Linked DNA regions of Homo sapiens: region 1 is linked to region 2. Evidence: read pairs that join two places in POLR2A ChIA-PET (ENCODE). Cell type or tissue: A673. All regions are shown on one strand. Each heading gives the region's core, and the rest is flanking DNA. Links, peaks and the distances in the headings are about the cores only. Region 1 holds the start of LOC124904466 (a long non-coding RNA gene). Region 2 overlaps COLGALT2 (collagen beta(1-O)galactosyltransferase 2).

Evidence for each region. ChIA-PET counts read pairs that join two places held together with the same protein. Peaks named below come from ENCODE experiments on the same cell type or tissue, not always from the same donor. Only the 100,000 strongest peaks of a DNase experiment are listed, where the experiment ranks them.
Region 1: POLR2A ChIA-PET joins it to region 2 with 19 read pairs; 2 of 35 experiments call an interaction of 5 or more read pairs at or near these places.

The regions. Positions count from the first base shown.
Region 1 is chr1:184,145,592-184,156,743 of GRCh38, forward strand. It overlaps LOC124904466 (a long non-coding RNA gene), which reads right to left and starts at 8,125. Exons shown (of 2, transcript XR_007066765.1): 1 at 7,450-8,125; 2 at 4,763-6,915. In A673, for the core only: no CTCF peak of the experiment used is centred there; DNase peaks (open chromatin) are centred at 5,400, 6,530 and 7,140; H3K4me3 peaks cover 1,877 bases; H3K27ac peaks cover 4,549 bases.
Region 2 is chr1:184,023,647-184,034,798 of GRCh38, forward strand. All of the region lies in intron 1 of COLGALT2 (collagen beta(1-O)galactosyltransferase 2), which reads right to left. Among named protein-coding and RNA genes, the nearest start is that of COLGALT2, 8.5 kb to the right of the region's middle. RefSeq lists an enhancer at 1,215-1,954 and a silencer at 7,769-8,063. In A673, for the core only: no CTCF peak of the experiment used is centred there; DNase peaks (open chromatin) are centred at 7,135, 7,985 and 8,305; H3K27ac peaks cover 4,747 bases.

The DNA.
Region 1 (11,152 bases), core at 4,106-9,105, 120 kb after region 2:
CTGGATTTGGTGAACAAATTGGGGTGGCAAAGTAGCTGGCATTTGAATACAAGAGGGGTGGCCAGGCAGCAGAGGACCAAGACTCCACGCACATCCTTCATAGTTTCAACTAATGCTTACTGGGTACTTAACATTTGCCAGAAATTGGGGCTGTAATAGCAGTGAGCAAGAGACAAGGTGCCTGCCTTCATGCACGTTACAGTCTGGTGGGGAGACAGCAAACAATGGCTCAAATAAACACAGAAGCTCCATAAAGAAATATAACAGTTGGGTAAGGGGAGTGACACTATTAGGGAGAGGGGTTTCTATTTTAGATAAAGTGCTTAGGGAAGACCTTGCTGAAATGGGAACATTTAAGCAGAGACCTGAATGAGGTGAGGGAGCGAAACAAGCAAACCTCTGGAAGAAGGGCATTCCAGGCTGAGGGAAGAGCAGGAACAGTCTCAGGGATAAGCTTGGCATGTTCAAAAAATAACAAGAAGCCCAGTGTGGCAAGTGAGGAAGGACTGAGTGGAAGAAGGATAGGAAATGACGACGAGAAGTTACCAAGAGTAGTTAATGCTTAACTGGGGGCAAAATCCATTTCAAAACATTGCTTCTGTTGATATTTGTTTTCCTGGTCTTAGGATGGAAGAACAACTCCTCCTCTTCCAAATGTAAATGACTATGTTTCCATTTGGGGCAGAGCTGACTGAATACAGATTTCAGAAGGCATCTCTGACACGCATGTAGAGGCATCTGGCCACCTTGGGGTACCTTCCCACCATGTACCACAGTCAATCTGGTCTTTGTCAGGGCATCTTTCTCTTCAGAAAGTAACTATGACAACGGAGTTGGATGCTGCGAGTCTGCGGCAGCCCTCTATTTGCACACAACATGTGATGCTATCAGAACACAGAATTATGAATCAGTGCAGTGTCAGCTTTTCTCTTTGTAGTGAACAAGTTATCTGCTCTTTGATTCAATTAATGTTTTATTATTGGTTTTGTTTTTATTATGACTGTTCCATAACAAGATGATCAATATGTTCTATAGCGTCGTTTCCCAGACACATCTGAGCAGAGCCCCGTATCAGTTTTCTATTGCTGCTGCAACAAATTACTGCAAACATAACAGCTAAATTACACAAATTTATCTTACAGTTCTGGAGGTCAGAAGTTTGATACGGGTCTCACTAGGCTAAAATCAAGGTATTCACAGGGCTGTGTTCCTTTCTTGAGGCTCAAAGAGAAGGATCGGCTTCCTTTGTAGTTCAGGTTGTTGGGAGAATTCAGTTCCTTGCCATTACAGGACTGAGGGCTCCATTCCCTGCTGGCTGTCAGCTGAGGGCCCTCTCCAGCTTCTGGAGGCTGCCCACATTCCTTGGCTCACAGCCCCTTCCTCCATCAGCAAAGCTAGCAATAGCGGGTCAAATCCCTCTCATATTTTGAATCTCTCCTCCTTCTGTCTTATCTCCCTCTGACCACAACCAGGAAAGATTTTCAGCTTTTAAGGACTTATGTGTTTAGATTGGGCCCACCTGGATAATCCAGGATACTCTCCCCTTCTCAAAGGTTCCTAACCTGAGTCACCTCGGCAAAGTCGCTTTTACCATGTAAGTGAACATTGTCATGGGTTTCAGAGATTACATGTGGACTTTGGTGGCAGGTGAATTATTCTGTCTACAGCAACCCTTATTTCCTGACTACATTAAACTACAGTTTAATGGAATACAGTTTGGGAAGCACTGCCCGAGAGGTATCAATTCTAGACAGGTAAGAAACTAATTCTTTATGGGTAATGACCCAAGCATGGGTGAGCACAGGGCCAGGTGGAGGATGGATTCCTCCATGTGGTTCGGGAGTGGGGTGCAGGAAATAAGGATAAAGCATAATGGAGTTCAGTGACAGATTTCACCTTCTTGCCAAGCCACAAGTATAAATCAGGTAGATTTCCTAATTGGGCTTGTCTGTCAAGAACTTCTAATTGTAGTGCCTGAAGGGAAAGGGGTGGACAACTATGGCACTAGGTGATTTTCACAGTCATCTCATATAAGGGTCATGCTAACTTGTGAAGGCAAACCCTGCACTTGAACCTCAGTGTGGTGGGTTCATTTGGTGTCCCACTCAGATCCCCTTTATCAGGCTGGTGTGCTCATCCTACAGGGTGGTAAGCTGACAGCTCACAGATTCTCCCTTCTCTGGAAATTATCCTTAAAGCCCTTGGGAGCTGCCTTAGCTAGGAAGTTATCCCCCCAATCACCCCTTACCTCCAACATACACACATACATACATACACACTCCACAGAAAGTCTGTGACATCATTTATGCTCCAAAGTCCTCTGGGGATCACATTTGAGAACACATTCTTGTTTCACTCTTCCCCCTTCAATTTCCTGCTTCCCCTCCTCCATTACAAGTTTTTCTTGACTAAATCAATACATCTCGTGTCCTCAAAACCCTGCCTCAGGTTCTGCTTCCAAAGAACCAACGTAACTTGCCACGGCTCCCTAATTCCAAAGACCTTGCTCTTTGTAGCTACCTAGCCTAGAATCAGACAAGCACTAAGAAAAAGACTGGAGAAAATATCCCTGACACACCTGGGACATGCTGTCTTCTAGATATGTCACTGAATAAATCAAAGGAAGTTTGTTTATTTGCAAAAGTTGGGTGGGAGTTCGGTGTATGATTCTAAAGACTTAGGTTGTGGAAAAGAACAGGAAGTGAGAGTTGAGAGTTAAAGTTGAATACAATGGTCCACTCCACTATAAGCTCCTTGGGGACAGGAGCCATGTCCATGTTGTTCTCTACTGCATCCCTGTGCTTAGCACAACAGCTGGCACGTGGTACCTCTGCAACTTGTGGAATAAGTAGGTGAAAAAAGTAGAGAAAAGCAATAGGGGGTCAGGTTTCTGTGAGTCAGGAGGTTCAACTGGGAGAAAGCTGGGGAAACAGAGTCTGTTCTCGATAGTACAGGCTGCTTTGCACTCTTCCAAGATCTTCTGTGATAGCCTCACTTCTGGAATGTTTCCAGGAATCGGCTCATGTAGGCCCTCCTCTGGAAAATGGCAGCATTTCTAATAAGCCTTTCTCCTTCTACACACGGGAAAGAATCCAGCAGCCTTGTCCTAAACCAAGAACATATCTTGCCTGTTAGAGGTCTAGTGGATCCCTAGATTAGACTTACATTATTTTTATTTATTAACAGGTTATTTAAATTTGTACAGTATAAAACCAGGTATTAGCTCATTTTACTTTAGTGTTTATATACAACTAACATATTTATGTTTTAAATACCAAAAAGTCACAAAACCGGTAAAATTGTAATTAATAACATTCATGAAAGGTGACCTAATATTGTTTTTGTAAAATGAAATCTCTACCACATGTAGTGTGGTACTGACTCTCCAAGCCCATGCGCTTTTGAAATTAGCCCGTTCATATTACCGTGTACCTGATGCAAACATCTTCTCTGATCTCTCAATTTCTCTCTATTCAAACGACTTCTAAACCTTCCTTTGTATAAAATGGACCCTGCTGTGCAAACGCATTTTTGTGTTAAGTCCACCTTTTTCATTCCTCACTAGCTTTGAAAATAAATAGCTTTACTTAGCATTAATTTATTACACATTGTGTTATACATGTAAATACATAGAGGCTTAAATCATGCAGTGCCTGGATTATAAATTGGACATTCAGATAACTTAGAATATGTAAACTTGTAAGTACATATATGTTATATTTATATGTATGGATATACAGTTGACCCTTGAACAACTTGGGTGTTACGGGCACCAACCCACATGCAGTGGAAAATCTGCCTATAACTTTTGATTCCCCCAGATCTTAACGACTAATAGACTACTGTTGACCAAAAGCCTTACTGATAACATAAACAGCCAATAAACACATATTTTGTAAGTTGTATATATTATATACTGTATTCTTACAATAAAGTAAGCTAGAGAAAAGAAGATGTTTATAAGAAAATCATAAAGAAGAGAAAATATATTTACTATTCATTGAGTAGAAGTGGATCATCATAAAGGTCTTCATCCTTGTCATCTTCTAACTGAGTAGGCTGAGGAAGAGAAGGAAAGGAGGGGTTGGTCTTGCTGTCTGAGGGGTGGTCGAGGCAGAAGAAAATATATATATAAATAAATCTGCACAGTTCAAATCCATGTGGTTCAAGGGTCAACTGTGTATGCATCTATGTAGATGAGATAATCATCAAAGTCTAGTTTTAAAATGAAAAATTACATCATTCTTTTAGAAAACTCCTGGAACCTTGAGGAACACTGCTTTAGGCATACCCTGGTCTAGAATGCCACCTGTCTATACAGTTCTCCCTCAGTATCTGAAGTGGATCAGCTCCAGGACCCCCACAGATGCCAAATTCCACAGATGCTCAAGTCCCTTACATAAAATGGCATAGTATTTGCATATAACCTACACATATCTTCTTGTATACTTCAAATAATCTCTAGATTACTTATAATCCCTAATAGAATGTAAATGCTATGCAAATAGTTGTTATACTGCATTATTTTTAGTTGTACCTTTTTCTATTGTTGTATTGCTATTTAAATGTTTTCAAATATTTTCCAATTTTCCAAGATTGGCTGAATCTGCACATGTGGAAACAGCACAGGCAAAGGCTGACAGTATGCAGCTTTATTTCTCTTTCTGTCATGCCCATGCATTCAGTCAAAAATTAAAATTATTTCTCTTTACCTCTCCACTTGCATATTCAACCATTATACATAGTTGTTCATCTATTTTAGAACAACCAGCCACATTTATTGCATGCCTATCATACCTACATCTTGATTTCACAAGAACACTGCAAAATAGTATTATTAATATTAATATGTTATGGTTTACATTTTAAAAATGAGAAATCTGGAGATCAGCGTGTTCAGGGGACTTGCCCAAGAACACGCTCATGTCAAAGGCTGGGCTTTGACTCAATTCTGTCTGATCTTAGATCCCATAATTGTGCCCTTTGCTATAGCCCCAAGGTACTGAAAGGTGCATCGCACATAGTGGGTGCTCAATAAACATTTTTTGAATGAATATGAGAACAATGAACTGTTTCCATTCCATCAGTCTGCCTGTACTCCCAGCCTGTTGGCACTGTTTCCTCTCTAGGCATGCAAAGCCTAGGGGAGTACAAACTAAGGTTTGACTCACCCTGGTATCCCACAGCATGCCTGGCCACATAGTAGGTTCTCAAATACTCATTAATTTGAATTGACTTGAACTCCTCCCAAGACCCCGCTTGGAAACTTTTTTGAAGGTTAATTTAGAATGAGAAAAGAGAACTTGAGGAAGAGAGTGTGCTAGTGATGATACAAGCCCCCAGCTAGCCTTGGTAACTGGAATGGGAAGCATTGGCCACCTCCTCCTGAGACTGGGCTCCAAGCCCTGCTTGGTAATGCAGGCAAAAGCATGTGATTCAGACAGCAGCAAAGCCACAGAACGGCACGCCAAGTTCAAAGTCATTGAAGCAAGTAGTGTAAGTGACAAAATTTAAAAGACAGAGACCTCTGTAGAAGAAGCCAGGGTACCCAGAATTGACAGCATTGAAAGCTGGGCTTAGGTGGAAATGACAAGAATCTCTGCCCTACCCCTAGCAGGAGGTCCTCGGTGAGTAGCTTATAAAATGCCCTTCTAAGTCCCTAAAGGAGCCCACTGCTGGATCAGCCAAGGCTGGGAAGGTCCTCGTGATCATGATTGAGGTTCTCACAGTCTTCCTGCCAAGGCTGCTCTTCGGGGCAGACAAAATGTACCGGGAGCTCCGCGGGTCATTTGTGTTTACATTTTTTCCCTCTTTACTGCTCTTGATGTTCACTCTTCCAAAATTATCAAGCTCTCACTCTAGCCTAGTTCAACAGAAACATTTCTCTACTTCCAGACTGTTTAGAGCTTCCTCTCCAGCCAGCAAAAGGCCCAGCCCATTACTGGTGCACAGGGGCACTGACCAGCAGCAGCTTGGCTTGTCCTGTTTGACGGGGCTTGGCCTCATTGCCCTTCTGAAGGAGGCCCAAATGCCCATGTCTATTCCATCCCCAGATGCCAGCGAAATTGCAAGGTGTTTTCAGTGACAGGGCACCTTGCAAAAGTGGGAGCATCTTTGCATACATCACCTGAAATGGGGTCAAGGAAGAAAAGATTCATGCAAGACCCATCAGGGACAGACACTGGTACCCAGTGGATATCAGCTCATAGCAATTCTGTGTGCACTTTGCAGATCAGGAAACTGAGGTTCTCCTGAGACACAGAGTTGAAAATCAGGGGGTCAGTTCCCCAAGGTCCCAGCTTCCTCATCCTTTACACTCAAATACATTGCAAGGGCATCTCTCTCACTGACCCCACCTCTCAGAAGGGAATTTGTTCTCTCCTTTTTCCTCCTCCCTCAACCACTGATTCAGGAAGAAACTAATAAACTCATGATTTGTAAAGTTTTGTTCCTCAGCTCTTCTCAGATACGCTTCAGTTGAAAACACAGTGTTCATTCATTCCAGATTTCCCAAGACACTTCCAATTTCATGCAATGTTATAATTGTAATAAATTCATTTACTTCAATTTGTGACGAAGTATAATTTCATTTCATATCATTTTAAGGTATTGCATGTACACAAATTCAGAAACTGGAAAGAATATGTTTTGTTAAATGCCATGCCCTGATTTTTGAATTGGAAAATATAAAATGTGTTCCATCTCTGCTGTGCATGCACATAGCATAACATGATCACAGGAAATTCTTCACCTTAGTTCTTCTTTGGTCTGGCTTTTTTTTTTTTTTTTTTTTGAGAGGAGGTTCTCTGTTCCAGGCATAGGGAGAACTGTTGTATATCCCTCATTGCAGGCACAGCCCCGGAATCTTCCAGCCCTTTCGCCAAACAGATTCTTCACCATGTGGTCTCAGTTTCCCTGCCCGAAAAAGTCAAGATATGTTTCTCAATCTTGTAGCAACAGCTGCTCCCACCCCAAGGATTCCCCTACTCAAACCCGAGTGAAGAATGAAGCTGGTTTCTGTTTTAGGAACCAAACAAAGTCCTGCCCCTCCTCAGGGGCCCCCCTTTGGACTGGCTCCCTTCCCTCTGTTTGGATAGCCCACTCTTTCCAAACCACTGAGTCATTTCCTCTCCGGGACTTTCTCATTAAAATCTTCCTGTTTGCTATAGTTCTGGAGCCCCTCTCTGAGTTACCGTTTCCTTCCTCATCCCCACTGAGCTGATTAATTAATAGCCCAGCACCGCCCTGCAATCTCTCCCACTGCGGCGTTCCTTCCCACTCTCATGTCGGCTGGAATCTCTACACTTCGTACACATTTGTACAAAGCCTCGGAGTTCCTAAAGCTGTGAGGGGAATGGAGGATACCACTCCTCTCCGGCAAGGTATTGCTTGAAAGATAAATTGGGAAGATGAGTGCCTAGAAACGGGCAGCAGAGAAAAAAAACCTACCAACAGCTTGTCCCAGAGCCGCCAGGCACAGCAAGTGCAGCAGTTGGGATACAGGCTCTAATTAATGCGCTAGGAGCTGCTCGACCCTGAGCAGCCCCTTCCTCTCCCAGAAGACAGCTGCGGTCTCCTCGAAGCCCCGGTTTGGAGGGTTGTGTGCACATCTGAGACCTGCTGACCCTGACAACAGGCAACAGATTGCAGCACCAAGGCAGAACTCCATGGGACAGAAAGACAGAAGACACCGGGGCTCTTTCGTTCAGTGACGGCGTGAAGAGGACTGTCACAGTCAACATGGCACCTTCATTCTTCTATTGGGCTTTTTTTTTTTTTTGGCGGGGTCGGGGAGGCAGTTCTCTGTTCCCGGCACACAGAGAACTGTTGTATCTTTCTCATTGCAGGCACAGCTCCAGAATATTCCAGCCCCTTCTCTAAATAGATTCTTGATCAAATGAAACATCCTGGGCTGAACTGAGGGCAGTGCCATTTTTGCCCAGTGGGTATTTGGTAAATGTTCATGGAAGCAAGTCAAACTGAAGTTCAAAAAGTACATGATTTGCATTCGTTGAAGTACAAAAAAAGGTACATAACAATAGAGATGGACTGCAAACTCATCCACTGACTCAACACCTTCCATTATCTATTCATGTTATCCCATTGCTTCTCATTGTGAAAAGCCCCCGGGAGATAGTTTGGGGGTGACGGGTCATTGGCTGTCCCTTAAATCCCATCATGTTGGCAATCCCCTTCCCCAGTAACGTATGAGGTTCACATGATCTCAGAGCTGCACGTATGGCTCTACAGTAATCCCCATAGCAGCACATTCCACTTGGAAAAGTTGCTTTCAAAGTGTACTTATAATTGCTAATCATCACTGTAGTCTGGCAGCTTCCATGGAAGCGTGACTGGCATGTTCTGGGGCTGGCCCCTTGCCCTCTGATTCACAGGACACCTGTCTCAGTCCTCCCCAAACCCCATCCTGCTTCCTCTGCTCTCCACCTCATTCCCACCTCTGCACAAGCCTGGATCCTGTGGCACAAGTGATCCTTCCTTCTCCTCCTAGATTTCCAAATCTCTCCATTCCCTGGGACTTACTGCAAATTGCTAAACTCTTCTCCATTTCCAAATAACTTGTTCCTCCTCGTGCTTCCCAGGGTCCTCCTTTTCATTTCCTCCCAGGGGGTACCACTCATAGCATATCCTGGTAGTGATCCAGGGGTTTTCATTCACAAAGAATACAACCTGAATGGCGACGGCTCTCCTTGTGAAAAGATGGGCACACCTGCCCCCTCCACAACAACCTGTGTCTCTCCTTCCCTCCATTACCAACTTCTTACAAGAGCAGCCTGTAGTTCCTCACCCCTCCCTGGGTAAAAGTCTTCATGCATTTCCCACTGTGAGGTCAGAGGCCTAGTGTTAATTAACCCTCATCCTGCCTACCTGTCTGCAGCGTTTGGGACCTGATCATTCCTGTTTCTGGGAACACTCTCCTCCTCTGGCTTTCCTGCTTCTTCTGTTCCCTCATGGCTCCTCCTCAGTCTCTGACCAGCTCTCCTTCCAGTCTTCTCTCTGAAATCTTGATGTTGCTAAAAGCTGTTTCCTCAGCCACCTTCTTGTTTTTCACATGCTCTTCCCTGGGCAACGTCATTTACTCCCTTGGCTTTGATTAAACTTACACACTTAAACTGATAACCTTTCTGCTTACTAAATTAAAAACCTCTTATAATTACAAAGCAGCCCATGTATAGATAAACAAAAATAAGAAAATAAAAATACACTATTCCCACCATCCAGAGCATACCACTGTTAATATCCTATTGTACATCCTTCCAAAATTTTTAGGCATGCATATATATGCAGACATATCTTTTTTTTACAAACTGAGAAAAATACCGTTTTATGAATTGTTACATACTGTTTTTATAAAACTTTCCATGTCAATATATGTCACTATATTTTACCTAATATCCAGTCTATATCTGATGATCTAAATCATTCCCGAAACGTCTTTTGTAGTTCGTTTGTCCAATCAGGAACCAATTCAGGCCTACACATTGCATGGATATTTCTTAAGCCCTTTTCCAAGCATAAACATGACATTAGGCTTGTTAAATGAATTTGGCCATTTAGCCTAAGGAACAACCCATTTTCTGGATTTGACAAGCTGCTTTCTTGTGGGTTCATTTAGCTTGTTTCTCTGACCTTCTTATTTCTTATAAACTGAAAGTCAAATGTGGCCAGGCGTGGTGGCTCTTGCCTGTAATCCCAGCACTTTAGGGAGCTGAGGCAGGAGGATCACTTGAGCCCAGGAGATCGAGACCAGCCTGGTCAATATAGTGAGACCTCATCTCTTAAACAACAAAACAAAAGAGAAAGTAAAAGGCAAAAGCATGGTGGATTCAATTTAAACCTTGTTAGCTAGATTATATCATAGGAGATATGTACTTCTTATTGTATTTTGTCATGATATATATATTTTCTGGTTCGCCCACTGTTAGAGATTCTAGTAGTGACCAGTGAATTAAGGCAAACAACAATTTTCTTCTTCCAAGAAACATTATGTTTTCCCTCCTGTGACTACAAGGTAATCTGTGTGGTGTTATCTGGGCAATGCACAAATGTTCAGTTCCCCCTCAACAATGTGCTAATGCTTTAATACCAGTTTATACTTGTTGCTGAAGTCAATACTTTTAATAAGGCATTTGTAACCACCCACTGGGTTCATTTTTCATGGTGCCCAGATAGAGCCAATTTATCAAGATAGGGGAATTGCAATAGAAAAAGAGTTAAATACACTTCAAGCTTGCTAAATGGAAGACTGCAGTTTTATTATTACTCAAATCAGCCAGCCCAAAAATTCAGAGGCTAGAGGTTTTTAAAGATATTTTGGTGAACAAGGGGCTAGGGAATGGGGAATGCTGGTTGGTTGGGTTGAGGATGAAATTATAGGGAGTTGAAGCTGTCTTCTTGCACTGAGTCAATTCCTGGGTAGAGGCCACAGGACCAGATCTGCCAGTTTACCAGTCTGGGTGGTGCCAGCTTATCCATCAGAATTCAGGGTCTGAAAAATATCTCAAGCACCAATCTTAGGTTCTACAATATTATCTATAGGATACAACATTATCTATAGGAGAGCAACTGGGGAGGTTAGGAATCTTGTGGCCTCTGGCTGCATGGCTTCTAAACCATAATTTCTAATCTTGTGATTAATTTGTTAGTCCCACAAAGGCTGTCTTGTCCCCAGGCAAGAAGGAGGTTTGTTTTGGGAAAGGGCTGTTGTCATCTTTTTAGTTTTAATAGTTCTAAACTATAAACTAAATGCCTCCCAAAGTTAGTTTTGCCTATGCCCAGGAATGAACAAGGGCAGCTTGAAGGTTAAAGGCAAGATGGAGTTGGTTAGGTCCCTTTCAATGTCATCAATTTCTCACTGTTAGAATTTTTCCAAAGGTGGTTTCAGTTTAGAGCAATTTTCAGCCAGAGTTTCTGGTTTAAGAATATTTTTATAAAAGAGCTATTTACTCAGGTATGGGCAGGGCTAAGGCAACCATCTAGGGATCATGAAGTTCCCAGGGGCTAGTGTCAGTGGGCGGCTATCGCCAGCCCTCATCTGAGGGGGCAGGAGAAAGGAATGTTCCTCCTGGTGCCTGGGGCTAGCTACAACCCTGGGACAGGAGCTGCCCAACAGAAGCTGTGGCTGTTAACAGAG
Region 2 (11,152 bases), core at 4,949-9,948:
GGGGGGGGGCGGTGCCGGAAGCATTCTAGGGAAGACTTGCACTTACTTATTTTGCATATATGATAAAATTAAATCTAACCAAATACCTGCAACACGTACACTTATGCTGCAAATATTCCACTCCTAGTGGAGTCAACAGCAATAGATTTCCTAGTTTTCAGACCTGGAACTATCTCCTCTGACATAGTTCTGACATAATTCTCTGGGCTTTTTTTCTTCTCATCACAGCCTTTTTTTGCTTCTGTTGTTCATGAAAAAAGATAGCATTTTCACTCAGGTTAGAGGGCAAATAAGTTTTTACAATTTTTATATAGATATGAATCATCAGTCTAATCACCAAGGATTTGAGACATGGATAAGTCAAAACTACAGAAGAAGTCAAATCTAAGTAAAAATAAAGGAAAAAAGCTCAAAATGCCATCTTAAATAATGTGGCAATAGCGTGAGTTGTTTCATTTTTCATGGCATTAGTGGTGGAACTTCAAATACATAGCATGTGGTGGCTAGAAAAGTCTTGAAAGATTAGCCTATGCAACCCTCATTGTACAGGTAGGAGGGCAAGGCAAGGCAAAGAATTCAAGAAAATTTGAAAATACAGTGGTACATGACATAGACAATGCAAAAGAGCAGTTAAGAAATCAGATATTACTGGTACTGGAATGCTCTGTATGGAATGTTGCTGAATACCTTTCAGCTTTTTTCTTTTTCTTTTTCTTTTTTTTTTTTGACAGAGTGTTACTCTGTCGCCCAGGCTGGAGTGCAGTGGCATGATCTCGGCTCACTGCAACCTTCATCTCCTGGGTTCAAGTGATTCTCCTGCCTCAGCCTCCCGAGTAGCTGAGATTACAGGTGCCCATCACCACACCCGGCTAATTTTTGTATTTTAGTAGAGATGGGGTTTCACCATGTTGGTCAGATTGGTCTCAAACTCTTGACCTTGGTGTTCTGCCTGCCTTGGCCTCCCAAAGTTCTGGGTTTACAGGCGTGAGCCACCACACCCAGCCTCAGCTTTTTTTTTTTTTTTTTTCTGAGCAGAGATAAAAATTAGGCTCCGTTCTCTAAACATACAAGTATCAGGCAACACAGAGACAGAGATACAGCTCAAGGGTTTGTTGGATGATTGGACCAAGCTGACCTGTTATCAAAACTGGCTTCTACATATCCAACATACTGACAATCCATGCATAGACAACTGATAGTTCTACTACTGCTGTTATTTTGATAAGATGCATGGGAAAATGAGGTCTTGGGCCTCACAAGAAGATTATCAGTAGCAAAGTCTGGCCAATGGGCTTGGAGGTTCCATGCTTTCCAGAGGGACACTTAATAATCTGCCTCTCATAGGGCAAGGAGAGTTCAGCAAATATTAGGGAGTTACTGCCCTTTCCACTTTAGACAAACACCAGCAGTTCCCCTTTAGTTCAATGGTATTCGCACAGGCGTTATGAAAGCTGTTAAGATTCAGAACCATTGTCAGAGGACTTGGCAGAATGTAACCTAATCTTTTCTGACTGAGAGACAGAAAACTGGCCCAAAAGTGGGGCTATAACCTTCAGTCACCTGCTGGCATTGCTGCCATCTGATGCCTAAGAAATGAGGATCCAGTGTGTCTTTGATGCCCGTCAAAGCTTTGAAGCTGGGTCAAGACCAGGGGACAAAGGCAGCACTGTTTATGCAAATCTGGAAACAAAAGAAGCTAATCTCCAAAGCCATCAGAAGTAACATCAGAAATTCAATACCCAGAGAGGATTAGAGGCCCTAGACCAGTATGAAATAGGAAACCTAAAAGCAAAGCTGGGCAACACACCAAAACACATACTGTAGGAAGGAATCCTGAGCTGGCCAGAGCCTGGCTAGATGTGCTCAGAAGTCTTGATATATGCAGCTCCCTTAGTCAAGAGGCAACCATCTGTGTGCCAAAGGAAGGACCTCCTGGGCAGCTGCTGCTTCTCTACCTGGTGCACACAGCTCCTTCATAAGAAGGTCTAATATATGCCATTGCAAGGCTAGCTCTCATGTTGCCACTTTCCTTGGGAGTTCAGTCATCATCAAGCACGTGCCTTCCCAAGGAGACAACACTCTTAGCAAACACCTTTCGCACAGTATAAAACAGGATAAAATACCACGAGCTTCCTAGAAAAGGATTTTTTAAAGCCATCCCCCAGAGATCTAAAGTTGGGCTGAGGGTCCAGGAAGCATCGATTATGCAGTTATGTGAACATTCTTCAGATATGGTTATCCCCATGAAGAGGAAAGTGTTAGGTCAGGAAAGGACTCAGAGAACATCTCATCTAGAGATTTTTAAGCAAGACTGCATATTACCACCCTTTGGGAAGTTTTCAAAATACGTCAATTGCCCTGGATCATCAAATGATTCCAATAAGTGGCTGCATTTGAAAAGCACAATTTTAGCACATTTCCCTTATGTTACAGGAGAAACTAAGTGACTTGCTCAAAGCAGCCTAGCATGAGCAATGCTTCCAAGACCTTTCACAGGACAACACAGATAGCGTATTTGCACACTAGGGAAAAATGAAAGACGCTGCTTTTGGCTAGAGGAAACTGTCCTGGAGACCCCACTGCCACCAGCCTCACTTCATCTCCAGGTGATTGTTATTTTCTTGGTGGGATGTGCTAAGCTGTGGTATGCAGTTCACATTTTTGAGAAGGATAAAAGATACAAAAATAAAGTGGATGCATAAACTTAAGAACTTTATTGTAGAATTTTTGCCCTGTCACCAAAAGAGCACAAGAAAATAGGGTATGGAACCATATAAGACTTAACAACTGAGTTGCAATCTTCCCCACAGGAGGCTGCTGTACATGCAGTTATAATAATGCTGCTATATCAACTTCTTAAAAAATATTTGTTGTGCAGCAGCAACAAACTCAGAACAATCCTCTGTATAGCAGAACAGAACTGTGTGAATTTCTAAAAAGCCATATTTTGAGTTCATAGCTAGTGAAGACACCAGGGTTAGGGACTTTGTAATATCATGTAATTAAGGCTGAACTGCCAGCTACTAAAAACAGGCTAATTTAGTAGACTGTTTACATTTGTCACAAATGAGGGGAGGAATTTTTAATGGTATGCCAACGGGAAAAATCTAAGAAAATTAAATACAAGAAACAAAGAAACCAAGATTAGGGTATATAAGGACTGAAGTGGCTCAAATGAATTCTACTTAGTTTAAAGAAATGCACTGGTTTGATTTCCCTGTACTCTAAGATGTTCATTAGTAGGTATTTTTTCTTCTGCAATACTAAAGGCTTAATGAACTCATTGTGTAAGATACACTGAAGAAAGAATGTGAGGGAGTGTCGTTTTATACTGAGCCCCAGTGCAAGGAGCTTCATACAGTGGGTAAAACATTTGGGGCATTGTCTTTTAAAAAATCTTTTTAAAAAAATAGTCACTATTAGATGGAGATGGAACATATGTGCTTGACTTAATAATAATAACAAAAAAACACAAATGATGCATGCCTGGCTGGGTTTCTCCTATGTAATCCTGTACATTACTACTTCTCTTAATAAGAAAACCCCTTGGTCTTTTTGATGGCTTAAGCATCTGGAATCTGAAGTTTAGAATATTCCAGAGTATGCCAACTTTCCAAACTCTGAAAATCCCATGATCTGTACTTTAAGTGCATACATAGCCTTCTAGGAGCTCATCTTCTGCAGTTCCCAAACCAAGAAGAAGTGCATCCAAATCACTTATGTACATGCTTAACACACCAATTCCTAGGACCCCGCTGTGGACCATCTGATGAATGTGACTGAAATGGGCCCCAGAAATCCATGTATCTAACAAATGCTCCAGGTATTGTGATGCAACTGGCCTCTGAACCTGTATTTGGGAAACACTAGTTGAATCCAGCAGCCTTACACTAAAGGGTTGGCAGAACAATGGTAAGGACCATGTCCACTCATGGACAATGAACTAGACCAATGGGGACAAGTCACTTTTAGGCCACCTCAATTACTAATTTCAACATGATTACCTGGATTTATCCACATAGACAATCAGTGATGGTGGAATAAATAAAAGGATGTAACATTTTAAAAATCCATTGTTTTAGAAATCCATAGTTTGTCTTGCTAAATAAAAAGCTTACAATGGAAACCAACGTACCCAATAAATTTTATTAAAATCTAACAAGATTGAGGAAAGGCAGAGAAGAGGCTTGTACTTTTCTAAAATATTTTCGTATGCTGGCTGTTTCAAGCCTTACATGCCAATTCCACAAAATCCATTTGCAACACAAGAGATGGTCTGACTGTCTGAATACTCTCCCGCCCAACCTGTTTCTAGCACAAGGAAAGCAGTGGCGTGGAAGCTGCATATAAGCTTACTGTTCAATGGTGCAGTGATGACATGAAAAATCCTGATTCCACTTGGCAGCAACTTTCCACTATCTTGGCGGGTGTAAACCATAATCATTGTGGTGTGTGGTGCTGAGACAGGATTATGGGGCTGGCTGGCAACCAAGAAACTAAAAAACAGTCTATTAGTCCAGCAAGGGACTCCGTGTCGGGAATGCTATGGCCCCAAATGTCTACAACCACACTTTTCACAACTATCCCAAGAATTTAAGTTCTACTGTTAGTCTCTAGAAAATTCTACCTTTCCCAAGACTCTAAAATGCAGCAGTTTCTCACTTAATATGGCTTTCAGGGAGAACACCAATCAATGTACCTCCACAGACTCTCCTGTCTTAGAGTTATGTCTCTCTCTTGTGAGAATGAGATACTTGCCTTCACCACTGCCCTCCCCATCTCCAAAACATATACAATCACTCTCAGAAAGAAAAGGGACTGGAAAGAAACAGTCCTACTTCCCTCTTGGCAGCAATTGTATGCACTTTGGGCTTGGCAGTCCAAATGGGGAAAGCTCTATGTAAGGAACCTCCTCTCTGCAGCCTGATGTATCCCTCAATAGGTCTTGAAGTGATTCAACCTGGAAGGTAATGAACTATTCCAATAAAGCCAATGTGTGAATGAAATCAGGTACTCATGAAAATGCTTCAGCTCAGCAGCTTGTCCCAGACTCATCTTCTACCATACTCTTGGGGGTATACAGCCCAAGATCACTATTCTAAGATCATTATTTATGTTATTATTTGTGTTTCTGAAAGACATATCTTCTAAGATGTCTTCAAACATTAATCAGAAAACACTGGAGGGAAGGAGATTATTTTGCATTATGTTTGCAGAGGAACAAAATCTTATCAGTTAAACCAACAAGTCAGGGGACAGGCCTTAGCTTGCTGAATTTGACAAACAACTAAAATAATAATTGTTGCTTCAATTAAGTGAAACACGTTACAAAGTCAGCCCTAGCAAGATGTCATGGAGCTATTATTCAAAGTCTAACTCTGAAAGGATTTCTGTATGGTGCTCCTAGAGAGGAAAAGAAACGCCCTGCAGCCAAATCTGAGGTTTAATTCATGCAAGAGACTTGGCTAATGCCACCTACCACAAATGCTGCATTTTCACGGATCTGAACTACAGAAAGTTCCAGCAAATTAATTACAGCCACTCTATTTATATTCTACCTGACTTTTCAATTATTACCTATAATGAGATTTTTATTTTTATGAACATTAATGCACAGCTTTCCTACCAGAGGAGTAGAGAGCTAAGGGAAAAGTAATACAATCCTGATCCTTTTACCACTAGGTCACTCGCTGGCAGCTTGCCAAGCCTGCTGGTTCCCCAAAGTAGTTACTGCTTGGGTCCTAGGGTTCCTTCAGCAGCCTGAGGTGGGAGCAAAGCTCACCACCCAAATGTCAACATGGGTCAGGCAAGTCAAGTCAAAGAAAGACAGCGGGGACTAACTGCAAGTGCACACAGTGTGGGTCTGATGGGGACTGGGCTGCCTGGACAAAATCCAGGGGACAGCAGCTACTCAGCTCCAACAATAGTTGCTGTGTATGAATCCAGGCCTGGCAAGGTCAGGTGCTGGTTACATGGCATGTTTTGTCTGTGAAAAGTTACCAAGTTATACATTTATGATATATGAACTTTTGGATAAATATTACACCTCATCAAAAAGTTTTTTTTATTAGGGCCAGACCTTCTAGAGGCCAGAGAGACAAGGACAAGAGAGCAGGACGGGTGTTATCAGAGAGGCCTTCAGAGTACCTGCCTGGAACAGGTGTTATATGAAGCTGGCTTTTATTGTGCCACCCAGGGCATGGCTGTAGATAGGCTGGCAGTGTTTAAAGAACATGGGATAGAGAGATGGATTTTAAAATATCACACTTATCCAGAACTGGATATGTAAAACACTCATATTTGGGTTAAAATGAAAAGGATATATGTATATGTATAGAAAGTTTCTAGAAAAATATGAAAGAAAGTGTTAATATTGGTCACTGGCAGGTGGTATAGAGTAGATGGGAGATTTACTTTTTGTGATATTCCCAATCATACTTTTTTTATTACTTTCCCATTTAAAAAAGTCAGAAGAGCAAATTCTTAAAATAACTGAAGTACTATTAAAAATCCATAAAGACCCTAAGGGATTCAAATTTTTAAAAACTAACAATTTTTGATATGCTAACAACATATCAATTAAATGCAATTAAATGAACAAGTCACTCTTTTGAAATAAAAATGTCAAAACATAGAATACATACGTTTTGTAATTCCTGATGAATAATAGCTATAATTTAAACACATATGGTAAAAGTTCTTCATGATATGGTAACTGGGGAATAGGTGTAGTGGCCATACCATAGGCTAATGATTTTCTTTCAGACTTTACTGTATGTTGTTATGCTATGTCAAGAAATATGCAGAAACAAGCCTTATTATTGTCCTACTATAGTCCTATATAAGCCTTATAATGGTCCTACTATACTGTGCCATAGACTTGGAGACGGTGCCACACAGCAATATGACCCAAGTGCACGTTTAAGTGTTGGAAAAAGAACCAAGAGACAACCAGCAGCCTTCTCAGTTACAAGGCATTCATTGTTCATTCCTATGACCACCAGAAACAGACAAGCAAAAGGAACCTAAGAAGCACATGCTTATGTATTTGGAGTCACAAAGAAACTCCCTGGCCTAATCACTTGGATAAAGGAGCTAAAAACAGATCTGAGAAAACCAAACTCTGCTTAAAATACTCCCCATGCTCCTTTAAACCAAGAAGGATATTCATTATAAAATAATCAGCATTAAAACAGCTACACAGGATTAAAAATCTAGAAATCAGTTATCTCATTCCATAATCACCATGGGAATCTCTTAACTGCCCTGTGCTTTAGATGCCTCATCATGGAACTCAATATAATAAAACCAGGGCAACTTAGGCATTCTTACTAATTCTGTAGTTAAGCTGTCATAACTGGAACAACAGGATTGGTGTCATTTATTAGTCACTTCAGTTTTTACCCAGAGGAAATATTCTGAGCTCCAATCATATTTTGAAATTGGAGGTTGCAGGGAGGATTGATAATTTCTTCAATCATTTGGAATGAAGCTGAATTTAGGGGACAACCAAATCTAAGACTACTGATTAAAAAGCCTGAAAAATGGAATCTCTATTTTACCAATATGAACTGAAAATGTAGCCAATACGTGTATGATTAGTGCCACCTTAATCATTTGCCACTAATAATACTTGAGAAATTTCTTTCTACTGTTATGTAGCTATGATCACAGCAAGTGACCTGCATATTTATGTACAACCCACATTTTAGTCATAATCTGTCCCTATGAAATATACCAAAACAGATTAGAGTTCACTAAAAAGTGCCTGAACTAAGTGATGAAATTATCAAGACAGCGGAAGAGAACCACTAAGACCCTTGCATCATTCAAGTGGAAATGACAATTCTTATTTGAAAGAAACACTAGCGTTCTTATCTTCCCAAGTTGGGTCAACCGACAGAAGCAAAAACTAGAACTAATTGGTCTTTTCACAATCTTAAGCAGACCATCTGTACTCGGTCTGCAACATTAGCTGCCTGGGTCACATCCTGGCTCCACCATGCATTAGCCTAGTGACCTCAGGCAAGTTATTTATATTCTCTGTGCCTCGGTTTCCTTCTGTGTAAAGTGATAGAGTAGAATGTAATGGCATCTCCCACCTAGGGTTGTTGTCTGGAGTAAATCAGTTTTGATACCAAAGTGTCTAGAACAGTGCCTCCATGAATGTATCCTTCCTTCCTTCCTTCCTTCCTTCCTTCCTTCCTTCCTTCCTTCCTTAGTTCTTTATTTTTCCCTTCCCTTACCTTTTCCTTTTTCTTTTCTTTTGAGACAGGGTCTCGCTGTGTTGCCCAGGAAGAAGCACAGTGGCTCAATCTCGGCTTGCTGCAACCTCCACCTCCTAGGTTCAAGCAATCCACCCACAGTCTCCCAAGTAGCTGGGACTATAGGTGCATGCCATCGTGCCTGGATGATTTTTACATTTCTTGTAGAGATGGAGTTTCACCATGTTGCCCAGGCTGGTCTTGAACTCCTTGGCTTAAGAAATCTGCCCACCTCGGCCCCCCAAAGTGCTAGGATTACAGGCATGAGCCACTGCATCCAGATAAATGTTAGTTTCCTATACTAATATTTTTTGTTGTTGTTGGAAAGAAGAAACTAAACAAATTTCCATTTGAAGATTTTTTAAAATCTTGATTTTGAAAGGTAAAGGTAAAGGAGATAGGAGAAAAAGGAAAAGATTCAAAAGAAATAGCAACTATCATTGTTAGTAGCATTTATGTAAAAGACACTGTGCATACCTTATATCATTTACTTGTAACAATAACTCTTTGAGACAGGTGTTACTATTAGTTATTTGAAGATAAGGCAGCTATGTCTTAGAGGTTTACTGATGTGCCCACAATCACACAGAAGATTTATGCTCTAGTCTATCTGACCCTAAGCTTGTATATTTCTTCCTCCAACTCTGGTTGATGCCCTCCACGCTAAACTACCAGATTGGGAAAATGAGGAAAGGAGGAAAAAGGTGAGGAAAACAGACTAACAGACAGAAGGGGCCTAAGGCATCATCTGCTTTTTCAGCCATAAACCGAAACTTCTATCTGTAGGGATAACATACAACATTTAATATCAAGAGTGTAATGATAAAATATGACATCATTCTTACCACTGGTGCTGAAAAATGTCACTGATACTAGTTTGGAACAGTTTATAAACACAAAGTATATTAGTATTTCTAGTTAAACAATTATGAAAATGCTACTGATTGGACATTAAAATGTGGAGATAAATTCAAGATAATCCCCAAACAATGCAGAAATAAAGTAGTATGCAAAATGTTAGGACCATCCCCCAGCTCATCACTGTTTATGTTTATGTCAACAGAAGCTCCTCTCTTTATTTAAAAATCCATAAAGCGGTTCCCAATTTAGTATGTTACTTTTCAAAACTCTGCCAAACAAAATGCCCAAATCTTTCTGTAATTACATAGCAGTTACTGCCTTGTGCCTGCACAGACTCTGTGAATCCCAACTGTCTTCCCACAAGCAACAGCAGGCTCTCCAAAAGAAAAACTTAATGTTTCATTTGGGGCAAATGTTTTTCCCTGCGCCATGCTTCGGTTTTCACTGTCATGGTACTTGGCCCCACTCTCCCTAATCATAGGTTTAAGGAGGATGAGGTCAGCCTTCCCTCTGTTGCTAAGGCTACTTGCTCATGGTTCCACTGAATTAAGGAGAACCCACTGAAGTACACTACCACTTGTCACAATGCCTCACAGTTCCCTTCATCTCAGCATATTCCCAATTCCCTAAAACTTAGTGCAGGTTTTAGGACACATGAAATAGATATCTTCCTTAGGTCCTTATCACAGGATTGTGATATTTGAAGGAAAACAATTAGCTTGGTGGATTTTGAGATCAGACAGGTAAATGTAAAAAGCTTTCCTTTTTGCTTATACAAAGTATCTCTAAAATATAAATTTTCCTTTGTTCAGACTAATCTGAATAAACTTGATGCTGACTGAGATAACTGCAGACATTCTTCAACAACAGTATCTTCCAGGTCAATTTGATGATACTCATTTCATCTGTATGTGCAGTGCAGATCTGGTCCAGAACTTAAAGTGAGAAAAATTATCACATAACAGGGGAGTCTGAATGTGATCAATAAGCCAGGTCTCTCACTGACCCATCTGGGACAGAAATCAGATGCTCCTCTAGCCTGTGAGTGGATGAATGAGAAGAGTGAGTCTGCACAGAGTGAGTTATTGTGGTCAGATTCAGAGGAAGCTGAATTCTGTGTGGCTCTGTATTCACTGCGGTTCTATTTTACAAAGTTCTGGGTAGCTCACAGCCATTTTTGACATCAGCATGTGCTGGCTTTGCAGAATGGATACTAATCAGTTTGGCATCTTGGAATGTTGCATAGAGCTTGGGAATGAGAAACTAGAGGCAAGCAATCGGTAGAAGCACCTCAAATCTGTAACATCCTAAACTGAGGTACCACCTCCCATCAGAGTGTTATATCTCATAAGCTTCCCAGCCAAATATTCCCCTAGGGCCAGACCAGAAGTCAGCACTTCCAAAGAGATTCTATGGTACAATACAATCTGTTTGGAGACTTGCAGTCATTAGACCTGCCACCCACTTGAACTCCCTGAGAGAAAACTCTGGTTGATGCCCTATTATCTTTTTTTTTTTTTTTGCTTGTTTTTTGCCTTGCTGATCCCTTTTTCTAGAGCCATCCTTCTTTCCCAGGTTTTAGTTGATTTTTACTCTTCCTTCAAAACTGAGTTCAAACTAAGTGTCCACTCATCAAGAAGACATCCATATCCATACAACTGCCCCAATCTGATTTATAAATCATTTGGTTCTTCCCCAAACCCTTTAAAAGCCATTCAGATCACCTTACACTGCCCAGTAAAATGAATCATATTTATCTGTAAAAAAACACACATATCTAAATACACTTTTTTTCAGCCCTGATCTGGCTGGTTCTTATTTTAAAAAATGCATTAGAAGAATATGCTTGTACAGCCTCTCTGTACCTCAGTTCTCTCACCTGTAAAGTGGTATAATAACAGTGCATATCTGATAGGGTCATTTTGAAGCTTAAACCAGAAAATGAATGTGAAGTTCTTAGAAGAACCACGAGCTCTTATTATTATGTGTGGAATTTATAAATAAATGTAATTTTGAGTAAGTCAATC